Regions from separate parts of the Homo sapiens genome. Here regions 2, 3, 4, 5 and 6 are each linked to region 1. A link is a loop called in an ENCODE intact Hi-C map of the cell type or tissue named here. Cell type or tissue: mammary epithelial cell. All regions are shown on one strand.

Region 1 (5,000 bases):
ATGGTTTTACTATCTCAGCAGAAAGAGATCTCCAGTGCATGTGAAATATAGTTGCTATTTTTGGAAGACTGAAAATGCTAGATTGATGGCTATATATTATAACCACTATATGATCAATTTTCTATTAGTGATTTAAGGTAAAAGAAGAATCTGAGAACCACATGGGTCCAAGTGATTTCATTTGCACCACAGAAAATTGTACTAGGCACTTATCATTGACTGTATGAATTACTATGAGTTCAGATTACTTTAATGCCACACTTTCCTCTTTAGATGGAATTACACTTCTACAAAATTATTTTGTAACCACGTCCAATTTTTTTCATCTGATTTGAGGAGGCAGAATTGAGCTAACAACACACCCACCACCCCTACCAGCACTACCACCTCTACTTTTGAACTGAAGTGTGTGTGTGTGTGTGTGTGTGCGCGTGTGTGTGTAATAGCTAATAAGTAATGGCTAATAACAAACACCTAATGAATGGTAGGAAAGTCATCGGCCTTCTCTCCATATGTCTTCTTTCCCAAACATCATTTGTAATATTGAGTATAATGTTATTTAATACACTCAACACATTCTGAGAGTAATACAAATGCAATCCAGAATGTTTCATTAATGTAAGTCATGATTTCTAAATACTCCTCCTCATCCAATTTCATTTTAATTACAAATTAATTTTTAACTTAACATAAAGTCATATATTAAGTACATCTGCTCCTTAGGATTTGTTACTAACTTTATAGTTATAATTTCCTAATTATAATTTTCCAATAATAGTTTCCTAATTTCATAATAGTTCTTCTACAACCTAATGGTGATCCCTCAAATGTAAAGTTTGTTATCAGGAATAATTTTCAACAAGAAATAAAACTTTAAAAGAAGGTGATTCTATAGTTATTAAAATATTGCTAGAAACATATTAAAGCAAGAAAATCAATCAAGAGATAAAGAACATCACTACATCAAGTGTTAAATCTTCCACAAACTATGAGTGGATGATTTACAAAACAAAATAAAATCTCAAAGACACTGGAACAAAAAGTTTCCCATGTATTGTTATATATTTTTCTCTATATTAGTTTGTTCTTGAAGAGAAATTGATGTAGAAAAATCTTAATCTCATACATGCTTCCTCAAAATGGAAAATTTGAAGTTATAAATATTGTATTGGATAATTATATTGGATGCATATAAGAGTGAAAACATTGATGTTATTAGCATTTCCAGTGCACACAAGATAGATCCTTGTATTCATGGTGTTATTTTTCAAGGTGTTCAAGCAAATGGAGGTGATGTATATTAATTGATAGAGTGGAAGTTGTGTAGTAACTTGGAATGTACTCCCTGCAGGTAAAGATGATTTATTTCACAATTTGCTCATTGCTTCATCTGTGGGATAAATAAATGAAGTTATTATTGAAAAGTATTATTAGGGCTCTAAAAAATGTAAGTCATGAGTAAAAGAACTTAAGCCTCAGAGTAGTAATGGTGAGATGGCAGCAAAAGGTGTCTAGATTTAATTTTAATGTCTTCTGAGTCTGAAAGTCTATATTTTTAAGCAGGGGAACATACACAGTATAAATACTTCTATAATATTCATATTTGTATATCAAGTATCTGTAGCATTGAGTACATTTTTTAGTGCTTCTCATTTCTTTTACCTGATGTTATGGTAATCTATTTACTAATAATATGAGCCCAAATTCACATGTACTATCCACTTGAGCAAAGCATTTAACCTGTATTTGTATTATCCTTAAAATAATTCTGTAGGATAGATTTTTTTTTAATTTTACTTTTTGGGAAACTCATGTTCACAGAATTTAAGTCCCTTGATGAAAATATCATAGCAAGTGACTGAGTCAGTTAAGGAAAGAAATCTGGACTTTGAATTCTGCTTTGTGTGACTCACATCTGGGTGTTTTTCACCCCATGGTACTTGGAACTCCCTTTGTGCAGGGCTACATATTACTCACTTGAATCAATTTCTCAACCTTACTTCACCTGTAATGCTACAGGTCAAATCTGCTGAATGGATATGTAATTGAGAAGAATCTGGCGGGCATAGTGATGTCGTGTTAGATAAAAACTTCGGGGATCCCTGTGTTCCAGCATGTTCTGGACCTAGATAATAGTATGACCTTGAATACATTATTTCACCTTCTTTGTGGGCATCAAATTCTTCAAGTACAAAAAAGGAAGTAGTTATTAAAATTACATCTGATCATGGTTTTGTAATCTAGAACTCTATAAATAGGAGCTATTAGTAGCAGGGATAAAATTAATAATCCCAGCACTGGTCTTTATTCCAAGTTTATCCTGTCACTGCCAATATGCCGGCCAATCCCTGTAGCCTCTACCTCTTGGGCTCAAGCTATCCTCCCAACTCAGCTCCCCAAAGTGCTGGGATTACAGGAGCAATCCCAGCAACATGTCTGGCTAACTGGCCAGTCTTTTAAACATTTTGTTCTGGGATACACACTTCTACCTTCAGTCTTGTATTTTCTTCTTAGAATGAGAGCAACAGAAAATGCTCTATGATAGTATGAAAAGGAGATAAAGAGTCTAACACATAAATCTGGAACTTGAGACCATTTCATACATTTTTTACTTGGTAATCTGTGCTTTTGGTAAGTCCCTCAAAAAGTACGAAGTGGCAAGGATAGCTCAAAGAGTTTAAAGCCTAATTTAGTGTTCCTTTTTTATTCCATGTTTATTGCAGCACTATTCACAATAGCTATGATTTGGAAGCAACCTAGGGTCCATCAATAGATAAATGAATGAAAAAAAATGTGATATATTGACTATTGTTTCTTAACACAGCCACAGCAGTATTTTTGTTTTCATTTGACAAAAACATTACATTGATGTAATTTGATACTGAAGACACATTTTTTTTCTCCATACTGGATATCCATATAAGCAGTAGGTGGCTCTCTTGAGCTATTCGTTCGAGCATTCGGAAGTCTGACTGCCCGGGGATTCAGCCACACTTGGTAGATGGCAATCCCCTGTAAATACCTTGGGAGGAAAGGCCACTAACTCGAGAAAATCCAGATTATTGTATTACTTTCTAAGTGCTCTAAATGTTAATGCTGTGTTTTTTAAAGATACGCTGGAAATATGAAAATACACAGATTATCTCTTCAATTAAAGAAAATAACTTGCCTATGTTTCCCTACCAGTTTTCCTGATTCAAGACATATGCATTACAATAGTGAATTTAAAATTCCTTTGAGGATAAAGAGCTAGAAAAGATTAAGAAATTCATTGAACTACCCATCTGTTTTAGGTTTTTCTGTCCTCATATGCTTGACTGTGATAAGAAGATGGAAGTAAATGAATTGTAAATCGCACTGTTAACATTTAAAGTTTTACCAAATAAGGGTGGTTATTTTTCCTTTATTACATCAATGCTTTGTGTGGTGATTGCTATTCATAGTTGGAAATCCCAGCCAGGCTATAGAAGATTTTAGGTTTTATATTTTAAAATTTTTATATGTAGAAGGCAGAAAATGGTTTCATATTTTCTCTCTGCTAGCAGGTTATTTTTAAAATATAGAACTCTGCATGTGTTTAGTGGCACCACACCCCTCACTTTGTTATGCAACACTATGAGCAGGTAGTGGTAGGGTTTCCTATATTAAGTTTCAGAATTTTATTACCTATCAAGTGTCAGAAAGTTGCTGCCAAGATCATTAAAATCTACACAATAAATAGAGTAAAACTAATTCAACAGTAAAAAAACACATGCAATTGCCAAATCAGAGTTCCCAATATTAAATAACTTCAGAAACCAGACACATAATAAAGACGAGTGAAGCACATCGGGTAATGAAAGGAATGGGAAGGATACGGAGAAATGGAGACTTCTGTTGTGCCTGACCGTATTACTTATCAAAAGCTTTAAATCTGTATTCCGATGAAACTAAATGTATCCGGCCACAGTCTTATTGTTGAATACATGTTTGCAGCTCATGTAGGAAGGGTAGAAGAATCTGGGCTCTTGCCTGGACTCTCTGCTTTGTTTGGTTGTTTTAAATATAAAGTGCTGATATGAGAACAACCAGCTGTAGGCATACACTTATAATCAGCTACAGGAAATCTGGATAGATAAGACCCAGATGAAATTAAATAGAGAATAATAGTTCAAATGGGACACATTGAGACAGATTATTTCCTAATTAAAGTAGTTTGTTGTGTTTCTGAAGTTATTTCAATAAACTAGTATTCTGGTTTTCATCAGAAAATAACTATCACTTAAAAGAAATGGCTACTTCATCATATATTCTGGAAAGTTCCAGCTTTCTCATAGGTAATATAAGTTTTGTTTATTAGAGTTCAGTAGAGTGCTGGACAGTCTGCTATTTCTATACATAAGGAGAGCATTTTAAAAATGAAAGAAAGAATCCTCAGACCAACTTTAATCTTCTGGATGAGTCTACTAAGTTTCAGTTAGGTTAGAGAAATAATCTAAGAGCAAAATTTTAAAAAAGTGATTAGAACATTTGTTTCTTAATTTTATGCCCATAGTGTTACCAGACTTGTGGTTATATGCAAAATATAAAACATCTGCTATATTCTTCCTTACTTCACGACTTTGCAAGACAACAGTTCCATGCAAAAATAACGACACAGGTTTATATAGTTGGAAAAGCCATCATGTTCCACTAAATACCATCAATATTGGTAACTTGCATACAGCCAAGGCAACACTTACCTATAGTAACACAATTTTACCTGTGTGCTGGCAATTCCATTAGACATAACCCCTTCAGATATAGAGACTTCCTGTCAAGGCAGAGAATGACATCCCCTTGAAATAGACAGGCTGGGTACAGACTTTGTTTCGTGAGATTCATGTGTAAGATCATACACACACTCAGTACTTACTGGAAAATGATATTTAATAAGTCCTTCAAACTCAGACCTTTAGTTAAAGTTAACATACAAAATTCTTCAAATTTAATGATGTAATCATATGCTTGAAATTCTCCAA
Region 2 (5,000 bases), 290 kb after region 1:
TATTTGATTGAGGATTTTTGCATCGATGTTCATCAGAGATAATTGGCCTGTAGTTTTCTTTTTTCTTTTTCTTTCTTTCTTTTTTTTTTTTAATGTATCTTTGCTTTTGGTAACAGAATCATACTGGCCCCATACGATGAGTTTGGAAGTTTTTCCTTTGTCTCTATTTCTTGGATTAGTTTTAATAGGATTGGTAGTAGTTCTTTACATGTTTGGTAAAATGTATTAGTGAAGCCATCAGGTGCTGTGCTATTCTTTGCTGGGAGACATTTGATTATGGCTTGGATCTTGTTACTTGTTATAAGGTTTTGATTTGTTTCATGGATCTGTTTGTAGGTTGTATGTGTCTAGGAATTTATTCATTTCTTCTGGATTGCCTAATTTATTGGTATATAGTTGCTCATAGTAGTCTACAATGATTCTTTGAATTTCTGCAGTATTGGTTGTAATGTCTTCTTTTTCATCTCTGATATTATTTATTTGGGTATTCTCTCTTTTTCTTAGTTAATCTGGCTAAAGTTTTGTCAATTTTGTTTATCTTTTCAAAAGAACTTTTTTTGCTTATTGATCTTTTGTATTGTTTTCTTCAGTTCAATTTCATTTATTTCTTTTCTCATTTTTATTATTTTTTTCTACTAATTTTGGGTTTGGTTTGCTCTTGTTTTTCTAATTTTTTTAAGATGCATCATTAAGCTGTTTATTTGAAGTTTATATTCTTCTTTGATGTAGGCACTTACAGCTATAAACTTCCCTCTTTGTACTACTTTTGCTGTATCCCATGGATTTTGGTAGGTTGTGTTTTCATTACCATTTGTTTAATGAAAACTTTCAATTTTCTTCTTACTTTCTTCATTGACCCCACTGGTCATTCAGGAGCATTTTGTTTTATTTCCATTTGTTTGTGTGGTTTCCAAAATTCCTTTTGTCTAACTCTCTCTTTAGCTCTAATAACTTTTGCTTTTTATATCTGGGAGCTCCAGTGGTAGGTGCAAATATATTTATAATTGTTAAATCGTCTTGCTGATTTGACCCCTTTATCATTACATAATGGCCTTCTTTGTCTCTTTTTGTTGTTTTTGTCTGAAATCTATTTTGTCTTATACAAGTATAGCTACTGCTCTTTTTTTGGTTTCCATTGGCATGAAGTATCTTGTCCTTCCCCTTTATATTCAGGCTATCTGGGTCTTCATAAGGGAAGTATGTTTCTTGTAGGCAACAGATTGTTTGGTATAATTTTTAATTCATTCAGTCAATGTACATTTTCATTAGAGAATTTAGTCAATTTATATTCAATGTTATTATTGATAAGAAAGGACTTACTCCTACCATTCTATTATTTGTTTCCTAGATACTTGTAGTCGTCTTTTTTTCTTTTCCTTCTTCCTGTCTTCCTTCTAGTGAAGATGATTTTCTCTGGTAGTATGTTTCAATTTCTTGCTTTTTTTTTTTTGTATCCATTGTATGTTTTTAGATTAGAGGTTACTAGGAGGTTTGCAAATACTATCTGATAACCCATTATTTTAAACTGATGGCAACTTAACACTGATTACATAACCAAACAAATAAAACAACAGACAAGCAAGAGAAAACTAATAAAACTCTACACTTCAACTTCGTCTCCCTATTTTTTAATTCTTTGCTCTTTCTGTTTATATCTTGCTGTAGTTCCTTTCTTGAAAAGTTCTTGTAGCTATTATTTTTGATCAATTCTTTATTTCATCTTTGTACTTAAGATATGAGTTTACGCACCACAATTACAGTATTATATTCTGTGATATTCTGTGCACATACTATTACCAGTGAGTTTGGTACCTTCAGACGATTTCTTATTGTTCACTTACATTCTTTTCTTTCTGATTAAAATATTGCCTTCAGCATTCCTTATGGGACAGGTCTGGTGTTGATAAAAACCCTCAGCTTTCCTTTGTCTGAGAAAGTCTTCATTTCTTCTTCATGGTTGAAGGATATTTTCACCAGATGTACTATTTTAGGGTAAAAATTTTATTCCTTCAGCACTTTAAATGTGACATGCCACTCTCCACTGGCCGGTAAGGTGTCTCCTGTCAGATGTAATGGAGCTCCATTGCATGCTATTTGTTTCTTTTCTCTTGCTGCTTTTAGGCTTCTTTTTTTCCCCTTGAACTTTGGGAGTTTAAATATTAAATAGCTTGAGGTAGGCTTCTGTGGGTTAAATCGTCTTGGTGTTCTATAACCTGCTTGTTCTTGGATATTGATATCTTTCTCTAGGTCTGGGAAGTTGTCTGCTATTATTCATTTGAATAGACTTTCTCTGCCATCTTAATCTCTACCTCCTCTTTAAGGCCATTAACTCTTTTGAGGCTAGATAATAACTTTTTTAGGGCTATTTTCTAGATCTGGTAGGCACACTTTGTTCTTTTTTATTCTTTTTTCTTTTGCCTCCCTTGAGTATTTTCAAATTGCCTGTCTTCAAGCTCACTAATTCTTTTTCTGCTTGATTACTGCTGCTATTAAGAGATCCTGATGCATTCTTAATTATGTCAATTGCATTTTTCAACTCCATAATTTTTTCTGGATTCTTGTAAAATATTTCCCTGTCTTTGTTAAATTTTTTTGATGGAGTTGTTCATTCCTTCTCTGTGGTATCTTGAATTTCTTTGAGTTTTCTAAAGCAGCCGTTTTGCATTCTCTAACAGGTCACCTAGCTCTGTCTTTCCAGGATTTGTTCCCAGTGACTTATTTAGTTCATGTGGTAAGGTCATGTTTTCCTGCATGTTCATGATGTTTGTGTATGTTTGTCAGTGTCTAGTCATTTAAAAGTTAGGTATTTATTGTACTTCTCATAGACTGGGCTTGTCTTTACCCATTCTTGTTGGGATAGTTTTTCAGGTATTCAAAGGCACTTGGGTGTTGAGAGCTAAGGTTTTAGTCACTGCAGCTATATCTGCATTAGGGGGCACTCCAACCCCAGTAACACTGGAGTTCCTGCAGCATCACAGAGGTATGGCCTTTATGGTCTTTGTTAAGTTCCAGAAGAATTATCTGGATTACCAGGTAGAGACACTTGTTGTCTTCCCTTACTTTCTCCCCAAAAAATGAAATCTCTCTTTCTTTCTCTGTGCTGAGCTGTCTGGGGCTGGGAGAGGGGTGACAGAACCACCCCTGTGTCCACCACTACTGGGACTGCACTAGGTCTGACCTAAAGCTTGCACAGCACTGGGTCTTGCCCAAGGCACAGTGTAACCACTACCTAGATACCACCTATCTTCATTGAAGGCTCTAGGACTCTACAATCATAAAGTGGCAGTGCCAGCCTGGCTTGTGTCTTTTCTTTTAGGGCAGTGAGCTCCCCCACACCCAGGTGGGTCCAGAGATCCTGTCTAGGAGCTAGGGCCTAGGGTGAGAAACCTTAGATATTTACCTGGTTCTTTATTCGCCTGCAGCTATGCTGGCACCAAAACCACAAGATGCACTTCTTCCCACTCTTCTCTCCCTTTTCTCCAAGCAGAGGAGTCTCTCTCCATATTCATACCACCACAGGCCCCTGGTGAGTACAGCCAGGCTACCACTGATGTTCACTTAAGCCCCAAGGGCTCGTCAGTTAGTTTTTGGTGAATGCTGCCACACCTAGGACTCACTCATCAGGGCAATGGACTCCCCTACAGTTCAGGGTAAGCACAGAAATGCCATTCAAGAACCAAGGCCTAGAATCAGTGTCCCCAAGTAACTTCTCGGTGCTCTTCTCCACTTTGGCCAAGCTGGTACCTAAGCTGCAAGACAAAGTCCCCTTTAATTTCCTTCACCTTTTTACAAGAAAAAGGAGTCTCTTCCCATAGCCACCACAGCTGTGAATGTGCTAGGTCACACCTGAATCCAGCACATCTCAGAATTTCATCCAAGGCACATGGCATGTACTACCTAGTCACTGCTGCTAATTATTCAGAGCCCAAGGGCTCCTTAGTCATCAGGTGGGGAATCCTGCTGGGACTTGGTCCTTCCCTTCAGGGCAGTAGGTTCCCTTCTGGACAAGGTGTGTCTAGATATATTTTCCAGACCCTAGAGACTGGAATAAAGGCCTCATGACTCTGCCCTGTACCCTATCCTTCTGCTGTTGAGTTGGTATCCAAGTTTCAAAGCAGAGTCATTTTACTGTTTCCTCTCCTGCCTCAAGTGGAAAGAAGGGGTCTGCTTTGGAGTTGTGAATTGTGCTTCCTGAGATTGGGGAAAAATGATGCAAGTACTCCTTTAGCCACCCCAGCTGGTGTCTCACTAAGTTGGCGGCCCCTCAAGTCCACTGGTTCTGTGCCCAGAACAGCACTAGGACTTGCCTAGGAGTTATAATCCTTGCTGCTTAGACTGCCTTTCAAGTTTATGTAGCACCCCAGAGCACTTTAGCCCACAGTAGCAAGACTTGACAACACTCAGGTTCTGCCTGACTGCTAGGATGGGCAATTGCCCTCTGGCTGGGATTAGTCTAAATAGTCCCTGCACACATGTTGTCTGAGTTCTCCTCAGTTTTGGCAGCACTGAGTTCCAGTGTAAAGTCCCACAGTTACTGCATTCTTCCTCCCCGGAGTGTACAGATTCTTTCTCTGTGCCACCTGGCCACTGTCAGGTGCAGGGGAGCTGGGTGAGGGAGGAGTGGTGTTGGAAGTTCAAGGCTCTTTCCTACTCCCTTTAGTGCCTCTTTCAGTGATATGAAGTTAAAATCAGGCACTGTTATCGCTTACCTGATATGTGATTCTTATGAATGTATTTTTTGTGTAGATATAAATGTGGTGTTTCTATAGGGAGGACAATTAATGGAGGCTTCTATTGGATCATCTTCCTCTACCTCCTCCTCTCCTTCCCACTTTGCATGTCCAAAAGAGAGGCAGCAAAAATTTACTTAAGTGAGCCTAGGTGGAAACCCCCAGAAGTTTTTCTTTTTCTGATGTTCCCTGAGATTGTCCTATTTGTCACATGGTAATTCTCTCTCTCTCTCTCTTTCTACTTCTCTCTCTCTCTCTCTCTCTCTCTCT
Region 3 (5,000 bases), 980 kb after region 1:
ACACAGAGAGAGAGAAAGAGAGAGAGAGTGTCCCCTGAAGGGGAAGTAGGTAGGTCATTTAGGGAAAGAAATATTAAGCAACCAAGGTTCCATGCTCCACCTTCTGTCAATCAGGAAAGATAATTTTTTTCACCTGTTTTATATATTCAGCTTCTAAGTCATGCTCTTTTTCAAAGAAAAAAATTCACTGTTTTAAAAAAATTGTTTAGGAATTTTATTTTAAAATCCTTTTTGTTAAGGTTAGAACCAGATTTCCACATTTCCTTCTGTTTCAGTTGTTTCTTTTTTTCTTCTTCTGTTAAGTTATGTCTTATTCAAATACGGTATAGCTATTTCAGTAAATGTGAGGTCCAAGCTGTTTACAACCAGATCCAGATTTCTGGGATTTAAACTATTTATTCCTTGACCCTCCATTAGAATTTTTTTTTTCACTTTCTAGAAAGCATTCTTCTACTTTTACCTCATAACCTGTAGCCCTCCCTATTCAGTCCTCACCACACCCCCCACAAAAAAAAAAAAAAATTACTGAGGAAGCTCTTCAAACCTCTAACTGATCTATATCACAAAAGAAGGTTCCCTAACCTTAATGTTTTAGGAAAGCTAAGTAACTGACATTCACAGCCTGCAGGTGCTAGCTCCCAGCTCTCCCAGGTGTGTTCCTCTATGGTTTACAAAAGTATTCAGGAGTTCCTGTTAGTTCGGTGAATCAACACATATTCACTGAATGCCTTCTGCAATCTAGACACACGTCTCCTCTAGTTGTCTAGATGGTTAGTGCCATCTTTCAGCTTGCTAGACTAGGTGCCCTCATATGACAGCCTCCTAATTCCAATGAGTCCACAAGGAAATGGAGTGTAAAATAACTATTTAGGTTTGTGGGGTTTTTTTCCATTCAACAACAAATTTTTCAATGCCTGGTATGTAAGAAACACAGAGCAAGGTGCTAGAGGACAAAGTGGAGATCAAGACTGACAAGTTTATTTTCTAACAGGTAAAGCAGACAAAAAAAAAAAACACCTAAATTTGTAATATAAGATGTGGTATGACAGAAAGATAGGTAGTGATTAGTACAATGAAGGAAAATAAAGCAGAGAAAGCAGGTAGATGGAAACTGTTGTTTTACATAAAGACATTAAGGAAGACTTCTCTGAGATGTGACATTTAGGTAGATACCTAAATCAGTGGGAAAGAAGTCAAATAAACTTCTGGAGGGAATGGATTAGAGGCAGAGGAAACAGCAAACTAAAAGGCTTGAGGTGGGTGTCAGCCAGGTGGGTGCTAAAGGCAGCAAAAAGACAAGTGAAAGTGACAGAATGGAGTAAGATTACATCTGTTGTGCCTGGGATCCTGATTAGCAAAAGCGATTTCAGGCTTCCTTCTTCAGTAGAGCTTTGGATTAAACTTTGGGGTGTCATCTAGAATGTCTCTCTTCCACTTAGTAGAATGTTTCCAGAACCCGGCTGCACTTTAGAATCGCTGGACGGATTGTTTTGCTTTGCTTTGAAATATCAACATCCAGGGTTCCATCCCTCCCCACAAACCTCCCAATATTGTTATTTATCTGGAGTGAGTTCAGGCATTATACATATTTTTAACACCACCACCGCCCCCCCCCAGGTTATCCTAATATAACACGACTTTATCCTAAGAGGTTATCCTAATATAACACGTGTATATAATACACACGACTGGGAGCCCTTGATATTTAGTCAACAAGTATTAGTTGCATAAATGCCATACATCTGGCCTCCAGGAGGTGCTTATAATGGAATATAGCTGAGCCAGAAAAAAATAAAGCAGGCAAAGTTTTAACGTTTATTGGAAGGGAAAATGCATTATAGATGTTCCAAAGTTGAAAAAAATGATCTGGGTTAGTGAAACCTGTTGTATGAAAGAAAGTGGTTTCTGGTGAATTACTCTGAAGACGTAAGCAGAGTAATGAGGTGGTTTGCACCATTCTAGAGCCGACTTGCTTGGCTGAGAGCATATTTCAACGCACCAGGCCAATTAAGGACATTTTTATTCAAGCCTAGTCTAGTTCAGCAATGAGCCTGCTATTATTCACCGATGAAGGATGTAGCTGGAATGACATGTTTCATTCAGGCATGTTACGCTCAATACCAGGTAGAGCACCTTAGGGGCCCGCGAGGCGAGCTGGCCAGGAAAGCTACCGTTCCTGTTGCGACAGCGCCATCGCGTGGCAACAGGTAAAAATGGCAGCCATTTTGCAGCCTCACAAATCCCCTGGGGTTCGTCCTGTTTATTTTCACAAAACCAGGCATGTCTTGCTCTTCTTAATGTGCGTGTGCATTCACCATAAGCGTTCATAATGTTTATGCAGGTCCATACTGAATAAAGCCTTCCCAGATAACCAAGACCATCCAAACTCTGAGTAAGCACACATCTGCTGTGTGCTAAAGAGTGACTCAGAATGCGGAGGATTATTATTGAGCCTTGTTTTTAGAGATCGGCAGAAAAATCCACTTGCGAAGAGAGAAACAAATATCGGAAAACTCTTTTTTTTTAATTAAGGTCTCACTTTTTCACCCAGGCTGGAGTGCAGTGGTAGTACCATAGCTCACTGCAACCTTGAACTCCTGAACTTGATCAAGTGCCCAGCTATTTTTTATTTGTTTTGTTTAGTTTTACCCAATACCCAGACTTCAAGGATAAATTTGTTTTGTAGAGATGAAGTCCCACTACATTGCCCAGGCTGATCTTGAACTCCTGGCCTCAAACTTTATACCCATCTCAGCCTCCCAAAGCTTTGGGATTACAGGTGCAAGCCACTGTGCCCAGACACGAAATATTTTTTAAAGGAGGCTTTTGACGGGAAACTACTAACAAGTTTCTAATGGTAAGAGGAGCTGCTGTGTACTGTTCAAACAAATTACCCTACTCTAATGACCTAAAACCATAAGCTAAATAGCAGATGTTGGGATTCAAAGACAGATTAGAGTCCATCTAAGCAACTCTGAAGTTGTATAGAAGAAAGTGAAGAATGATTTACTTAAAATGGTTCATATTTTTTAAATTGAATTATAGTGAAGGAGAAATTTTTTTCCAACTCCTTGCCATGTTATTAGAGAAGTGAAAAAGAAGCCAGTGGTTCTCAATTTTGGCCACACATTAACATACCTGTAGATTCTCATTTTAAATATCCTGATGCCCAGGTAACACTCTCAACGACTTAATTCAGAACTTCCCCAGATGATATTTTGTGAGTTGCATTTGAGGACCACTGAACCAGAAGCTTCCTATGCTTGTGATATGTCACTAAGTCATGATTACATATATCATCAGCAGGGCACCTCTTTCCTCTTCCTACATTCACCTCTCAACTGCCTTCAACTGTCTTCAACTGTCATTTACCCTTCAAGATTCCTTTGTTGATGTTTATTTTAATCAGACTTCCATAAGGGTTGAAGAGGTGTAAAGAAGCTTAAAATACTGACCTGGGATTTGCCTCCTGATTTCTGATTTCTGAATCATTTAGCCCACTACACTTTGAGACATCTGAGGTATCACATATTATTTCAAATTGTGCCTTCAGCATCTAACATGCCTGACACACAGAAAAGACTCAATAAATATTAAATGAATAATCTTGTCAGCCGGACAGCACCCCATTGACTTACCACAAAACTCTGAAAGTTGATTTGTGAAGCGAAGAGTGGAAGGAGATGTGAAGGGAAGAGATGTCAGGGGGTGACGTTTGAGACAGTGAGTACTTTAGAATGGGGAGTAGTTTAAACCCACAAAGAAAACACAGCATGGTTGTGTTACCTGAAATCCCCAGATCACAGACTGCTAAATTGATAGTCATTATTTCAGCGGGTCTCAGCTTCTTCTTTCGTCTAGAAGACATGTAAAGGACATATCCATTTCCAAATGTGGACAGAATCCCTACAAGGAAAAATAAAAATTCCAATCGTTAAAACTAAGATTTCGAGTTCACTCAGATATGAAACACTTCTCAACTTCAAAAATGGACACCATAGATTTAGAGGGTAGTGAGAGGACTCTAAATAAAAAAATCTAAATTAAGAAGATGAAATAAAAAGCATGAGTTGTGAGTGACAGGCCAATGGGGCAGGAGTCAGGGATTATAAGACTGAACTTACCCAGAAAAAGGCATCGCTAACTTCCCCGCGAGGCTCAGGAAAGTGTGGGAATCCCAATGGTCAGTTCTTGTCCTGGCCCCCAGAGTGGAGTACTTTCCTCAGCCATTTTTATAGATTATTGGCTTTATAGAACTCCCTCCCTCTGATCAGTAGGGTTAAACCCTTAGCTCTTGATAAATTCTGAAGATGAAGCCAACCAAAGAAGGTGCCTTCAGTATCACTGTCAACTCCTAAGGGAGCACCAGTGTTCAGGAGAGGCAGAGGCCAGGTATGACTGGCATAACTCCCTTCAAGAAAATGGACATCTCCCAGAGACGCCCCAGGACTTCCGCCTCTTTGGGAGACATGGACACTGAGTGTCTGGCAGATAGGACAGCCTTCAGCTGCTACTGGACTAGATATCAAGGGTAAGTGGGTGACAATCGAGAACCTGGGCACTGTCCCTCCCACCAAGGGGAGAGAAAGTGACCCTCAACCCACCGAACCTACCAACAATGCCATAAGTGTGTTCCCACTTTTTCATATCCTTTTATTAATGACTAGTTGCCTTTGGCATTACAATGAAACTGTTCGAAAGTTCTTACAAACCCAGTTTAAATCCAAAAAGACCCAATCCCTACTGACTTTATTTAAGAAAAGAATACACCTACTTCCATAGCTTAACATGTAGAGTAGATTTCTTCAGGAATTCTTGCTTCATAGTGTAGCTGTGTATAAATGAGAATCTGGTACAGCTGCCTTTAGTAGTAAGGAATAAGGAGAGTATTAACAGGAGAAACCCAGAGTTTTCTATTTTAATTTCTACTTCTCCACCACAATTCATTTTGGGGGCAAAGAAAGAAATGTGTGATTCAGCTGATGGTATGAAACCACCAG
Region 4 (5,000 bases), 680 kb after region 1:
AAATTGTGATTCACAACTTTGGGAATAAGAATTTCAAATGCAATTGATAAATACATTGAATGCTTTCACAATGAATAGGTTTTGCTCAACTGGCTTTGTGAGATATCAAATACTATTTAAAGAGCTGATTAAGTGGATTGACGTTTAAGAACAAAAAACTACAAAATCATATACAAGATTGCAATTCAATAACGGGTCAATAAAGGTTAAAATTAAAACAATAATCTATACATTAGTTTTCAAAAGATTCATTGTTGGTCTCTAATCGTACATATCTGAATATGGTTATTAGTTGTCTTTACAATGACTATATGACTAAATGCATTAACATGTGTTAAGATTTTATTATCTATCACTAAAATCTGTTAAAACAAAAATTTCTGTGTGGTTATCGCTATTGTGATTCTTCTTTATCCCACAGAGACAGAATAACAGGATTTCAACCTATTCCACTACTTAATTTGTGATCATAATTTCCCAGAGTCTCAGAGTTCAATATTATGGAAAGTATTAAATAAAGAATACTTAGATTATTCCTAAAACCATGTCTGCTTTAGAATACAGACATGGTAAATTCTTCTGCTATCACTACTATTTAATTGCTATTAGTCTTTTGGAAATTTCTGCCCTTGCTGCTACTGATCTCACTCCATTATGGCACTGGTGTACCTCTGTCTTCAACATAGGAAAGCTTGCATCATAGTAATGATTACCCCCATTCCTATTTATTTATTTATTTGTTTTGAGATGGAGCTTCACTCTTGCTGCCTAGGCTGGAGTGCAATGGTGTGATTTTTGGCTCAATGCAACCTCCGCCTCCTGGGTTCAAGCGATTCTCTTGCCCCAGTCTCCTGAGTAACCTGCATTACAGGCGCCCGCCACCACACTCAGCTAATTTTTTGTATTTTTAGGAGAGACAGGGTTTTACCAGGTTGGCCAGGCTGGTCTCGAACTCCTGACCTCAGGTAATCCACCCGCCTCGGCCTCCCAGAGCGCTGGGATTACAGGAGTGAGCTACTGCACCTGGCCATCCCCCATTCCTTTAAACTAGAGATTTGGGCAAAGCTTATGTGACAGGAGAAAAGAGAGCTAATTCTGACTGTGTGAAACATGTAAATTTTCACTGCACTAAAACCACAGCGTTTTAGTTCATCGAATGCTTAATGGTATTCCTACAAGATTTGTCAGACTTAGCTGGATTTTTGCTGATTTTCATATCACAGCTTTTAAGAGATAAGTCACCTTCAATAACTTTCACATTTACACAATCATCCAAATTTAGGAGCATTCATTTTATGCACAGCTTTTGTTTGCTCTATTCCATAGTCGTCTTTAACACTATCAGTTGACAGTCATTAAACGGAGCCCAAAAGGTCAATTGCTTTTTATGAAGAAAGGAAATATTGTAAACTACAAATCACTTACCCATTTAAGAACTTAGGATTTTCATTAGATTTCCTTAAACCAAATCAACCTATTTGTTGAGCATCTAAATTATGTTAAGAGAGAAAAATTAATCAGTTCTGATTTAGGGGACCCACCCTTCCAAACGGGGCACACTAAAAGGCTGTCAAATGAGACCTCTAAAAAACACAAAGAATATTGCTTTGTGTTTTATCAGATCAACAAAACACTACATGCTACCTTATAAAACTTATGGGAAATGGCAAGGAATCTATGATCCTGAGTTCCCTTATTGATGGTCTTGTAACCTAGCATGCCCACTTAAAATTTTATTTTGATTTTTGAAATAAAATTATGGCTACAGTCTTACTTTACTGCAGCCAATTGGGTTATATATTTTTAAATAACATTAATATTCTTACTGATAAGTTAGTTGTTTTTATGTCAACATGTTCTGTATACTACATGATTTAACTAAAATCTAACTGCTTAAGGACCACCATATAATTGTTCCATTAAGACTAAATATACATAGATAAAATGACTGACCCTTGTCTTACTGGCCTAACTCAAAACTGAGAGCTGAAGGAAAGGAGAGTTCACACAACAGTAGGTTAATTCTTTTAGATAGGTATGACTTTTTCCATTTGCTTTGTCAGCTTCCTATTTAAAATAAATATGCAGGCTTTGAAGAACGATAATTCTGAATTTGAATCCAGGCTCTGCCATCTAGTGGTTATGAGACCTTAAGAAAGTTATTTATCCTCTTAGAGCTTCAATTAGTTTACCTAGAACCCTGTAACAATGATTACTGCCCACCTAGGACTATTTTGAAGATTAAATAAGACAATGTATGCAAGGGTCCTGTCTCTTAGTAAGGGCCCCATGAATGTAAATTAGTATAATTAACATCATTAATATTAACAGCATCATTATTACATTATAATTCCTTATTAGTAACTTATATTAGTAGACAATTTTGTTTATGAAATTTGTTATTTTATTGCTTAAAAGCATAAAGATATTAGTTATAGTCATAGAGGAAAAAACAACTACTAAATATAAGACTCAGAGTGTTGGAGCTGCTGAAAATACTGGATAGACTGAAGATACTGGATAGATCAGAAGAAACTGGACAGACCAGAGGAGAAAAAAACTGAAAGATGGTCACAAAGAGTTAACATTAAATCCATTTCACATTTTTCTGGGCTGAGGCTAGACCTGTCCTGAAACAAATGCCATGTCACATTACTGCACAGACAAAGACATAGGCATAGAAAAGAGGGGAGGATTGGTGGGTAGGTGATAGGAGTGGAATTGGCAGCAGTCTCTGTGTCTACCATGTCAGTGTTTTAAGTGCTAGGCTTCTCTAACTCTGCTGAAAGCCTACTTTGGAACAAACAGTTCCTTTATATTTAATATATAATTTTGAAAAAAATAGTAACTAAAGGCATTATTAACGTGAAAAGATTCTTATTCACCCATTTAGAAAAGAACAAGAATAACAAAAGTGGTAGGACAGATATTAACATTTGTGGGGTGATTAAAAAATACATAGCAACCATAGAGCCTCAAGGTGGAATTGTTTCATTTCTTTCTACATATTGGATGTTTTCCTTGATACACATACTCACTTTATAACTTTATAAGTCTGAGTCTTTTTCCCCCATGAAAATAAGAAAAGCTAAGGGGAAAAATGCAAACGCCACTTTTTATTTACATCATTCTACTGTCTCCTACTCATAGACACAAAATGTTTAGTTCATTTGTAAGCAGACTTGCTCTGAAAAATAAGTGAGTATATCTTCTCCTTTTTGCCTCCACAATCCCTGTTCTGCCCTGCTATTTTTCATTGATATATATTAGGGAAAAAAAAACAGAAATTGGTAATATTTCCTTGTATTTGAATTTTTTTGATTTTTTTTTTTGATGGATACTAGACTTTTATTAAAGAATATTCTTCTAGTGCAGGAGTCTGCCACCTACAGCCCAAAGGCCAGATTCAGACTGCTGCCTGTTTATTTATAAATAATGAACTAAGAATGGGGTCTTCTTCTTTAAATTGTCAAGGTAAGAATATAAGAAAAGAATAATAATTTTGTGCAAGTGAAAACTGTATGAAATGCAAGTGTTAGTGTCCATAATTAAACTTTTATTAGGACATAACGCTGCTCATTTGTTTACACATTGTCAGTGGCTGCTTTCACACCACTACATCAGAGTCGAGTATGTGACACAGACCATATTTTGCACTCTTATTGCTTTGCACTGCTCTTTGGTCCACTGTAAATCATAGTGACACAATTATAATTCTACAACATTTCGGATGCTGTGAATATTGCTGTACCACTTTTTTTTTTAATTATTGTTACAGGTCATGTCAAAACCAAAAAATATTAGACTCTGAACGTTGCAGTCTTATAGTACAATGGAGTGTGGATTCTTTCATTGTCAAATTAGATGAAAAAAAGTTTGTTTTTTAAGCAATGACACGATAGCTCAGCTAAAAGAATAAAATATTGCCATTACCAGACTAAGCACGCATCACATCCCTAACTCATAGATAAACAGCAATCTGAAAAAAATAGAAAATTGTAAATGGAATATCTTATCATGACAGAATTTCTTCAAAAAATGAAATACAAAAATGAGGCTGCAACTAAATTTCTCAGCAGCTCACTTATCAGCCAAGCAAGGAAATCCTTTTGCTGATGTTGTAGTATAAAATCATGAGTGATTGCAGCAACTAAAGAAATGCAGCTAGAGAAAGTAATTAGGACTGTCAACTTTCTGGCAAGAATAGTTTCTCAAAGAATTGAAAACACTGTGAGTATATCAATAGTCAGCTAAAAATGAAAAAGGCAAATGATCTTGAGAGGCTTTTCTTGGTTCTTGATGATCAACTCATGTTATCAATTCTAGTCAGTTGTTCCTTATTAGAGAAGTCAATGGCAAGTTTGAAGTGACTGGAAAATTAACCTCTATCAATATGCTTATATGTGAGAATGTTCTAAAAAAAGCCAAGAAAACACTAATTAAGCATGACCTGAAGTGGAATCTGCTAAGATGTGTTATAACTGATAGTGATAAAAATAAGTATGAAGCAGAAAATAACTTAATTTTTATAAATTTACAAAGCTTGTAAAAATGTAAGGTATTTAAACCCCTTGCTATGCATGTATTATTCATCAGCAGGTACTTTGCAGAAAATATTTGAATCCATTGTGTGCTATTGAACCATACCATCAACAGTAAATTTCCTTCACTCTTGCAGACTTAACTATCGGGTGACTGTGAGCTCAGGGCCCAGACTAATTTTTTTTTTTTTTAATGAGAAGTACTCTTGCTGGTTGGGTGGCTCACACCTGTAATCCCAGCACTTTGGGAGGCCGAGGCAGGGGGATAGCCTGAGCTCAGGAGTTTGTGACCAGCCTGGGCAACATGGTGAAACACCGTCTCTACTAAGATACAAAAAATCAGTCAGGTGTGGTGGCGTGCACCTGTAGTCTCAGCTACTCAGGAGGCTGAGACAGAAGAACAGCTTGAACCTGGGAGGTGGAGGTTGCAGTGAGCTGAGATCGTGCCACTGCATTCCG
Region 5 (5,000 bases), 1.1 Mb after region 1:
AAGTCAAGTCAAAAACAAAAACCAAAGCGCAGGTACAGGCTGCCATGGGTGATCAGGCCACGCTTCCACTCAAATGGAGTGGGCGAGTTCCGAAGACCAGTCTTACCAAGTTTCAGATGTCCAGACTCCTAGTGCCAGTTCCTTCCCGGTGTTCAGCCACTGCGTTGATCCTCCACGGGGGCCTGCCAGGCACTGCTCTGGTGAGCTGTTCCACTAGGGCAATTGCCTACCCGCGAGCGCTCTCAGGATTCGTGTTGCTCAAGCTGGCTGGAGTCCCCCACAGGGATGTTCCACAGGGCAGACCTAAGCCTCCTAAGGGGCTGCCTCGAAGTCTGTTAATCACCTCGCTTCCCGGTCAGGGAACCAAGAAATGTAGCAGGACAAGCCACAGACAAAACCCCTCAGACACCAAGTTAAAGAAGGAAGGGCTTTATTAGGCCAGGAGCTTCGGCAAGACTCACGTCTCTAAAAACGGAGCTGCCCGAGTGAGCAATTCCTGTCCCTTTTAAGGGCTTACAACTCTAAGGGGGTTTGCGTGAGAGGGTCGTGATTGATTGAGCAAACAGGGGGTACGTGACTGGGGGCTGCATGCACTGGTAATCAGAATGGAACAGAACAGGACAGGGATTTTCACAGTGCTTTTCCATACAATGTCTGGAATCTATAGACAACATAACCAGTTAGGTCAGGGGTCAATCTTTAACCAGGCCCAGGGTGCGGCGCTGGGCTCTCTGCCTGTGGATTTCATTTCTGTCTTTTAGTTTTTACTTCTTCTTTCTTTGGAGGCAGAAATTGGGCATAAGACAATATGAGGGGTAGTCTTCTCCCTTAATAAGCTATTTTGTTTTATTCAGAATTTTATCTTCCAAGAGCAAATATTTCCTGGAGAGCAAGTACCTAATCTATTTTTGTTTGCTTTTGGTATTTCACTTGGGACAGGAAAGAATGTCCAGTACCAGTATTGTTTATCACAAGGACAGGAAAGTATGTTGGTTTGAATTCTCAGCCATCAGGAAAACTTACTTCTAAAGTTCTAAAATTCACCCTCAAATTTTTAATTTATATTTTCTCTTCTTTGTCCACCACCCAGTTTTCCTCAGCTTTGTTGTTTAAGTAGTCGATAACCTCATTTCTTATCTTAGTCACTAAATAGGCTTCAGGCTCAGATTTGATCAGCAGGGGATCTTATTATCTTCCTCTTTCCAGTGTCATTATCTACCATGAAATTAGTTGTCTAGCTAATTTTAAGAGTCTAGTTGTTGGAATGGTGAATTATTCCCAGGGTAAAGTGTTTCCTTTTCACTGTATTCATCAATGCCCCTCAAAACTCCCTGGGCAAGTCACTATTTATTCTGGGGATGATTTTTTAAAACACCCCCCACCTAAAAAGTACTTTCACTCACTGGTAAGCTGAATCCTTTGTCTGAAGCCTTCCTTTACTGCCATAAAGAAGGGAAGGGTGAATACCACAGCATAGGGAAAAGAAGGCTAGAATATAGGAACATTTCAATCTGACAGGAAGCAGAGAGCCTGTGGCTGGCAGAATAATCCCCACCACCACCACTGCCACCTAGATATATACACACATTCTAGTCCCAGGAATCTGTGAATACATTACCTTACACGGCAAAAGGGATTTTGCTAATGTGATTAAGAGCCTTCAGACAGGTGGGCCAAATGTAATCACAAGGGTTTTTAAGAGTGGAGAGGGAGACAGAATCAGGGAGAGGTGATTATGCATGAAGGATGGAGGACTGCAGTTTAAGAAGGGCTCAACCCTCTACAGGTGGCTTTGAAAATGGGGAAAGGGGGCCATGAGCTAAGAATTGCCAGCAGCCTAAAGAAGCTGGAAAAGGCAAGGAAAGGAATTTTCCCCCTAGAGCTTCCTTTGGAAGCCTTAATTTTAGCCCAGTGAGATTCATGTCAGACTTCTGACCTCCAGCATATAAAATAATACATGTCTATTGTTTTTGCACCACTAAATTTGTGTGATAATTACAGCGGCAATAGAAAGCTAATCCAGAGCCCTTCTGGTTCTGAACAAGAGAAGTTCCGACACAGAGAGCAAGAGCAAGGGCCAGGCAAGAGGTGAGATGTCTTCTCACATCAATACTCAACTAGGGAGGAAAGGGGCAGAGGAGAGCAAGAGGCTCAGAAACACGGAGTCTTGTCTCCTCCTGCTCCCTAGAGGATGTATCCACTTCTTGCACACACAGACACCACACTAAGAACAAAGGCAGATCCCTGAGTGAGGAGAAACAGCCCAAGGGAATTTTATGTTGATTGCTACTTATTTTGTATATGCAGTGATTTATAATTTAAACCAGATGACAGCTGGGCATGGTGGCTCATGCCTGTAATCCCAGCACTTTGGGAAGCCAATGCGGGCAGACCACTTGAGGTCAGGAGTTTTTGAGACCAGTCTGGCCAACATTGCAAAACCATGTCTCTACTAAAAATACAAAAATTAGCAGGGCATGGTGGCACATGCCTATAGTCTAGCTACTTGGGAGGCTGAGGCACAAGAAACACTTGAGCCGGGAGGCAGACGTAGTGAGCTGAGATCATGCCACTGCACTCCAGCCTGGGCAACAGAGTGAGACTCCATCTCATACACGTACAAAAAAAATAATCAATTAATTAATAAGCCAGATGAGAATGTAGCCTTTGAATGGCAATTTTTTTCTTGCCTCAGTAAGAACACAGGTTCAGATCAAGATAAACAAACATAAAGGCATTTTTGCATTACACATACATTCACAAATTCAATAGACTAAAACGAATATACATTATTTTATTTCATTCTCTACTTCTCCCTCTCTCTCCATGGAACTGGTGATAATCTTGGTGAGACTAAGGAAACGGTCCCTGAATACTTTTATGTATACTATGTTGTTTTTCTCATACTCCAGGATTTTTATCACTATTAAGAATCATAATCACTAGTTTTGTCACTTGTTCAAAATACTGTCTAAGCCCTGGGTCAAGACTTACTGATATCCATGAAAGGTTTTGCTTTTCCCTAAAGCATACTGCAGATGGCTGGCTATTTTGTCAGTGGAAAGATCTGTGTGATGTTGTCTTGCTCTGTCCTCCTATATAGCATGTTTCACTTCTGAAGTCTTTCAGGTGACCACGTTCCTTCTGGGGTAGGACTATTCTCTGCTTCTGTGACCCTACAGTCACATCATCACCACAATATGGACATTTTAACCCCATTTTGGAGAGAAAAGTCATTTCCTGCTTAGAATTTGGGCAGAAAATGGATTCACTTTTTCAGGCATGGTCGTGGCACCATAGACTCTCTCCACTGACCACTGGCTCTGGACTGTACTGGCAGACTCCAACTCTATATGAATTATACTAGACTTCACATAGGAAAAAGACAGAAGTGGCAAAACCAGAGATGCCCTACCAGAAACTCCTTAAGAAGCCTGGAGCACAAAGCTCACTACAAAACTATTATATGAGCTGGTTACATAAGCAACCATAAATGGGATTTGCTTTCTCTTTGGCCTGGTTGTGGTAGGAGCACATTGCAGGACAAAATGGAGGAACGGGAGGTGCCACCAGAGAATCAAGGACAGGAAGTGGCAAATAACACATGTGAGAAAAGGTTCAGGACTCACTGCAGCAACCTGGGGTCAAAGGAGCCCTCAAGGCGTCAACATCCAACAGAAATGACAAACAAGAGCAAGATGGTTTTGTTGCTGCTGTCTGACTTGTTCTCCCAGAACTCAGGGCCTCCTTTCTCCCTCTTCCCTGAGTAAACGGCAAGAAGGAAAGGGTTTAAATTCTGGCAAAACAAAGTTTTTATGTCTCTTTAGATAAGGAAAGGGATAAGACTTGAGTGATTTGCCAAGTTCACACAGCTACTCATTTTTAGAGCCAGTTTTCAGAGCGAGATCAGTTCGATTCCAAGGCCCCAACTCTTTTTACCCTATCATGTGGCACTTAGCTTGGGGAAGTAATCAGGCTAGGGAAGTAGGGTTGGTTGTGTCCCAGTTCTGGGTGAAGGTTGGAGCCCTCTCTGATTTTATTTGCAGCTGCTACCTGTTTATGGTTTCAAGACACATATAAGCTGAGCTTTATTTGACTGCCATCTAGTGGTCATTTAATTTTGTTTTTTTCCTTTTTTCTTTTTTTTTGAAAGACAGGGCCTCATTTTCTTGCCCAGGCTGGAGTGCAGTGGCGCGATCTGCAGCCTCAACCTCCTGGGCTCAAGCGATCCTCCCGCCTCAGCCTCCCAAGTAGCTGAGACTATAGATGCACACCAACACACCCAGTTAGTTTTTGTTTTTGTTTTGTTTTTAGTAGAAACAAGGTCTCCTTATATTGCCCAGACTGGGCTCTAAGCTCAAGCAATCCTCCCACCTCAGCCTCCCAAAGTACTGAGATTTCAGGCATGAGCCACCGTGCCTGGCCCATTTAATTTCTTTATGGAAGCTACGTAAGGTTGTTTATTGTGTTTTTGCTGAAAAGCCATGAAAACCATTTAAGTTTGCAAAGATGTACACTAAGAAATGAAGAACGTTTCCCAAAATCTTGTGTGACCACATCACAGAGAAATCTAAAAACTATGAGATCCCTGAAAATAGACTTTACATTTAGTCTCTTACTGGTGGAAAAATGTTGACAGACTTAATATAAAGGATCACAAAGAGTGAAAGAAGTAAGACTAGACTAGAAGAAATTAATATTCCCCAGGCAGGCTCCTTCTTTCCTATATATTATCTATGTAGAGAGGCAATAAAGCTTATGAGCAAAAGCACAGGCTTCAAAACTCGGTTTCTTGGGCTGAGTTCAGCTCCAGGCCTTATTAGCTCAGTGGCCTTGGCCAAGTTGCTTAACCTTCCTTAGCCTCTTTCCCGTGTGTGGAGTATAATACCTCCTAGCACGCAGGATTGTTGAGATGATTAGATAGGATAGACAGGTAAATTAGATAGCAATTACTTGGAATAGCACTTGGTATGTGGTAAGCACAATATAAACATTAGCTA
Region 6 (5,000 bases), 640 kb before region 1:
AGGTATAAGGAACATGGGCTCTTGTTCTGTTGTTGAACTACTACCTACACCCTGAAACTACTTCGCCTCCAGAACTTTTGTTATAGAAGAAAATAACTGTTCTTATCAATTAAACCACTTTTAAGCTGCATATTCTGTTCCTTGTACCCCAAAGGATTCTACTTCTATTATATCCTTCACAGTGTCAAGGCCAAGGTTAGATTCTTAAGTACTCCCTGTTTGATTATAATTGTACTTATTTTCTTCTCATGTTTTTGTAAAATGGGTACTAATATTCATCAACTCCTTGCAAAGGCAAAGAAATTACACTCCAAGAAAACATAGACACATTGATTGTTAAGATTATATGACCGTGTCATTATCAGGATGCCACAGACGCAAGGCCTGAAATAAACAAGACTTAAATTGAAAGCAGAAATACTATAGGCAAGATGAAAAGAGTCAACACAAATGAAAACTGTGATGGAGGACAGCTTCTAACTGTGACTCTGCGACTGGTAACAATGCAAAGCTTCATAACCTCTTGGGTAAATAGCTCTCATACTCCCATCATTGTGCTAATGTCTCCCTCATTTCTCTTTCTCATGTCTGAGGTCAATGTATCAAATTACATTATTTAATGGCCTATATTATAATTTAATTTCAATAGGATTGACCACATTTATACTCAGAAATGCTCAAAATCATATGTATGCTTTTTAAGGAAATTTCCCTTGGAAAAATTCCAAGCCTATTATTAAGAACCTGTGTCGGCCGGGCGCGGTGGCTCACGCCTGTAATCTCAGCACTTTGGGAGGCCAAGGTGGGAGGATCACGAGGTCAGAAGATCGAGACCATCCTGGCTAACATGGTGAAACTCCGTCTCTGCTAAAAATACAAAAAATTAGCTGGGCGTGGTGGCAGGTGCCTGTAGTCCCAGCTACTCGGGAGGCTGAGGCAGGAGAATGGTGTGAACCCGGGAGGCTGAGGTTGCAGTGAGCTGAGATAGCACCACTGCACTCCAGCCTGGGCGACAGAGCAAGACTCTGTCAAAAAAAAAAAAAAAAAAAAAGAATCTGTGTCACCCAAGTAATCCATCTAAAATGGTTTATCAGGCTACAACCATAATATAAATGGTACAAATACGTTGGATAATCTTCATGTTAAAGCTGTGCTTTCTGATTATATCCTATCCAGCAGTTAACTCTTAGTATGAAGAGGAAATAGAGCTTGAATGACTGACAAATGCACCTATCAAGTAATTGGACTGGGCTGGTTGTCAGTGGCTTAAAAAAATTTATGACCCATGAAATTTCTTAGTAGTGTCGTTATTGTCCATGGTACCCGACCAAAATGAAGGCTTTGTTTTCAACTGCAGCTGGATTATCATTTCAGATATTAGGACAGAGCTCCTTACTTTAAAAGTTCCCTAAAGTGAAAGATGGAATTTCAGATGTGAAAGGGTTCAGCTTTTCTTCTCTCTGAATTGATATTGCTACCAAATTTAATATCCTTATTATCTAGTGTGGAGACACAATTATCAAAGCGAGGCACATTGTTAAATTAGGCAAAGAAAGGTGTGAAACCAGGAAACACAGATGAGAATGAGAGAATTCGAATCAATGATGGAAACCGAGTTTGGAAAATCCCTGAGTCTAGAGGTATCCACAACAGAGGAATCTGTTGCCTCAGGCTGAGTGGTGAGAGAGCTCTTAGGAGTCCCCACCTATTACAAACTTGGATTTGGATAACGGCAAGAGTTGTGTAAAGGGAATTTAGAATTATTGGCCGTGCATCCTAGCAGTGTTAGCCTCTCAGGCGCCTCTGGTCATTTCAGCTCATCTGTAACAGTGAACAGATGACAGCTGCCTCAATATTGTGTGCTACGTTGAAGGAGCTGCTATACCACAAATGGCCAGGAGAGGTCAGCATCGGAAGTACATGACGGCACTCCTGGATTTTCAGAAAAACTGTGATAGCTACAAGGAAATCAAAAGGAAAATATCTGTGAACAATATATCAGATAAGGGGTTAATTTCCAAAATATGTAAGGAAATGTAGGGAACTCCTGTCACTAAATGCCATATATATATATATATTATATTATAATCTATCTAAATGATAGGCAAGGATTATAAACACAAAAGAATTAAAAAAATAGGCAAGGACTGGAACAGAAATTTCTCCTATTGACATATAAACAGCCAATAGGTATATGAGATGCTCAACATTATTGATCATTAGAGCAATTAATATAAAATTATAATGAGATATTATTCATGCCTGTTAGAATGCCTTTTATATATATATATATATATATATATATATATATATATATATATATATATAAACAAAAGATAAGTGTTAGTGAGGATGTGAAGAAATTGGAACTCTTGCACATTGTTGGTGAGAATGTAAAATGGTGCATCAGCTACAAAAAACAGTGTGGAGTTTCCTCAAAACAGTTAAAAATAGAACTATTATATAAATAAATCAAGAATCCTACTTCTGGATATATATCCAAAAAAACTGAAATCAGGTTCACCATGATATATCTGCACTCCCATGTTCCTTGCAGTGTTCTTCAAAATAGCCAAGATAAAAAAGCAACACAAGTGTCCATAGACAGATGAATGGATTTTAAAAATGTGGTATATACATACAATAAGATATTATTCACTATTAAAAAAGAAGAAAATCCTGCCATTTGCACAACATAATAAACCTGGAGCACACTATGTTAAGGGAAATAGGCCACTCACAGACGGACAAATATTGCATGATCCCGCTTATGTGTGATGTCTATAATAGTTAAACTCATAGAGGTAGAGAATATAATAGTGGTTTCCCAGACCAGAGGGGTGGAGGAAATGGGGAGTTGTTCCATTAGTATAAAGTTTCTCTTACGTCAGATAAGCAGATTATAAAGATATGCCATATGACATAGTCCCTATAGCTAACAATGTTGTATTATGTATTTCAAAATGTTAGGAGGGTAGATCTCAGGTTCAAAAGGAAAATATTTGCAAACCATATATTAAGTGTTCTTACTATAAAAACAAACAAACAGCTGAAAAACAAAAACAAAAGAAAATAAAACTTTGGGAGATGTCATTCTCCTTAGGAAGAGGCAATCTAATATGCTTTCTGTGCTTTGAGGCCAGAAAATCAAGGAAACAGCTTACTACAGTAGATATTGCCTGGGATCTATACTCAGTAGATCTGGATTTCCATCTGGAGTCTACCTCCTTTTAAGGAATCATGTAACTTCTTTTAACTTGAGTTTTCTCACATATTAAAATAGGGTTCATAATATGTACTTTACAAAGTTATACTAAATTATAAGGTTATTGTGGAAATGAGTTAAACATTTGGAAACCAATGGGTACGTATAAATTGATAAAAATATTTTTTGGAAATTATAAGAACTTTTCCTTTTCTAACAAAATGGAAATAAGCCAAGTCGTTAGAAGCAGGAGAAAACTGAGCAGTGATACCTATAGAAGTCTGGGTCTGGGTTACAAAAAACAAAGCAAACAACTCTGACTAAATGGAATTTATTGACAGGACAATACATAGTTTTCTGAACTTAAGGGATGGCTGAAGAGGTAGACATGGAGGTGGACCAAAATTTGGAATGATGTCACAGCCAAAATTTCACCCTGTGAAGTTTGCTGATGCTGCTGCTGGCTCCATTGTTACTGGATGTGGTTTCCAGGACATCAGTCCCTATTGCCACCATCATCTTATCCTTAGACCCTCTGCTATTGCTTGAGTCTCAACTTTATCATAGCTGCTCTGAGTAAACACTAATTTTTTCTTTATTTATTTCAACAATATTTCTGTAGTTTTTAAGGTATATATTTTGCCCTTACATTAAATTTATTCCTCAGTGTTTAATTCTTTCTGATGTTATTGTAAGTCAATTATTTTCTTAATTTCATTTTCAGATTGTTCATTGCTAGTGTATCGAAATAAAATTTATTTTCTTGTAGTCCATAAACATGCTGAATGAATGTATTCGTTCAAATTAATTTTTTAGTGATTTTTTCTAGATTCTCTATATGCAAGATAATGATACTTGAAAATGGAGATAATTTTAGTCATTCCTTTTCAATCTGGTTACCTTTCATTATCTTGCAACTTATCCTGGCTAGGACCGCCAATACAATGTTGAATAAAAGTGGCAAGAATAAACACTTTTGTCTTCTTCCTAGTCTTAGGGAAAAGCATTCAGTCTTTCTCCATAAGTATGATGTTAGCTTAGTTTTTATAGGTGTTATTTATCAGATTGAGAAAGTTGTATACTATTCCTAGTTTATTGAGTGTTTTGTCATGAAGGAATTTTAGATTTTGTAAAATGCTTTTTTTTCCTGAATCTAGTTAGATGATCATGTGGATTTTGTCCTTTATTCTACTGATATGATGTACTACACTTATTTTCAAATTTAAACTACTTGGTCATGGTGTAAAATTTTTTTATATATTGTGGCTGATTCTGTTGGTATTTTATTAAAGTCTTAATTTTCTCTAAACTTGTATCATTCTCTCAAGGTTTGAAGGTTCCAATGTTCAAAATCTCAGTTGGGGCATCTATTGGTTGATTCTATGCCTGATACCCACTGCTAGCTGCCAAAGGGCTGAAGAACACAGTCTTTCTTGTTTTTTAGGTAGTAAGAAATGGAGCCTGAATCTCACCTTTACTTTAGGATTTAGGTTTCTTCTCAAACAGGAAAAATGGTTATTTGCTAGACATCCAAAAATGACAAATGTTCATTACAATATTCCATACAAACATTCATGTTTTATGTTATACATTTACATTCATATTTATAAGCACACAGTATAATTTCATGAAAGGGCAGCAGGATTTTTTATTTTATAAAGTAAATTGAATCATTCCCAGCTTTGCATTTTCACTTTGATGTGCAGCCTCTTTGGTGTCTTTGGGCTAACAATGTAGGCAAGGTGAGAGGTTTACTACCTAAGTTACAGATGCCACTGGGAGCACGTTTGGTGAT

The links. Peaks named below come from ENCODE experiments on the same cell type or tissue, not always from the same donor. Only the 100,000 strongest peaks of a DNase experiment are listed, where the experiment ranks them.
Region 2: a loop joins it to region 1, with 12 times the contacts of the local background. A loop is called at or near these places in 3 of 110 quality-filtered maps.
Region 3: it touches region 1 in a loop (20-fold over the local background); 53 of 110 quality-filtered maps call a loop at or near these places.
Region 4: a loop joins it to region 1, with 17 times the contacts of the local background. A loop is called at or near these places in 23 of 110 quality-filtered maps.
Region 5: a loop joins it to region 1, with 6 times the contacts of the local background. A loop is called at or near these places in 8 of 110 quality-filtered maps.
Region 6: a loop joins it to region 1, with 6 times the contacts of the local background. A loop is called at or near these places in 9 of 110 quality-filtered maps.

The regions. Positions count from the first base shown.
Region 1 is chr6:48,763,489-48,768,488 of GRCh38, reverse strand. No RefSeq gene overlaps it. Among named protein-coding and RNA genes, the nearest start is that of PTCHD4, 650 kb to the right of the region's middle. RefSeq lists an enhancer at 2,859-3,456. In mammary epithelial cell, a CTCF peak has its summit at 2,929 (motif pointing right); DNase peaks (open chromatin) are centred at 1,928 and 2,948; H3K27ac peaks cover 1,580 bases.
Region 2 is chr6:48,474,385-48,479,384 of GRCh38, reverse strand. No RefSeq gene overlaps it. Among named protein-coding and RNA genes, the nearest start is that of PTCHD4, 370 kb to the right of the region's middle. In mammary epithelial cell, a CTCF peak has its summit at 2,934 (motif pointing right); a DNase peak (open chromatin) is centred at 3,934.
Region 3 is chr6:47,785,421-47,790,420 of GRCh38, reverse strand. OPN5 (opsin 5) reads right to left here. Exons shown (of 7, transcript NM_181744.4): 2 at 3,787-3,906. Among named protein-coding and RNA genes, the nearest start is that of OPN5, 5.9 kb to the right of the region's middle. In mammary epithelial cell, CTCF peaks have their summits at 62 and 2,194 (motif pointing left); DNase peaks (open chromatin) are centred at 710 and 2,030; H3K27ac peaks cover 2,026 bases.
Region 4 is chr6:48,084,791-48,089,790 of GRCh38, reverse strand. The region is part of intron 1 of PTCHD4 (patched domain containing 4); the gene reads left to right. Among named protein-coding and RNA genes, the nearest start is that of PTCHD4, 24 kb to the left of the region's middle. In mammary epithelial cell, CTCF peaks have their summits at 2,127 (motif pointing left) and 3,390 (motif pointing left); no DNase peak of the experiment used is centred here.
Region 5 is chr6:47,630,589-47,635,588 of GRCh38, reverse strand. No RefSeq gene overlaps it. Among named protein-coding and RNA genes, the nearest start is that of ADGRF4, 65 kb to the left of the region's middle. In mammary epithelial cell, CTCF peaks have their summits at 2,187 and 4,102 (motif pointing left); a DNase peak (open chromatin) is centred at 4,108.
Region 6 is chr6:49,407,019-49,412,018 of GRCh38, reverse strand. No RefSeq gene overlaps it. Among named protein-coding and RNA genes, the nearest start is that of MMUT, 54 kb to the left of the region's middle. In mammary epithelial cell, a CTCF peak has its summit at 1,888 (motif pointing right); a DNase peak (open chromatin) is centred at 1,868.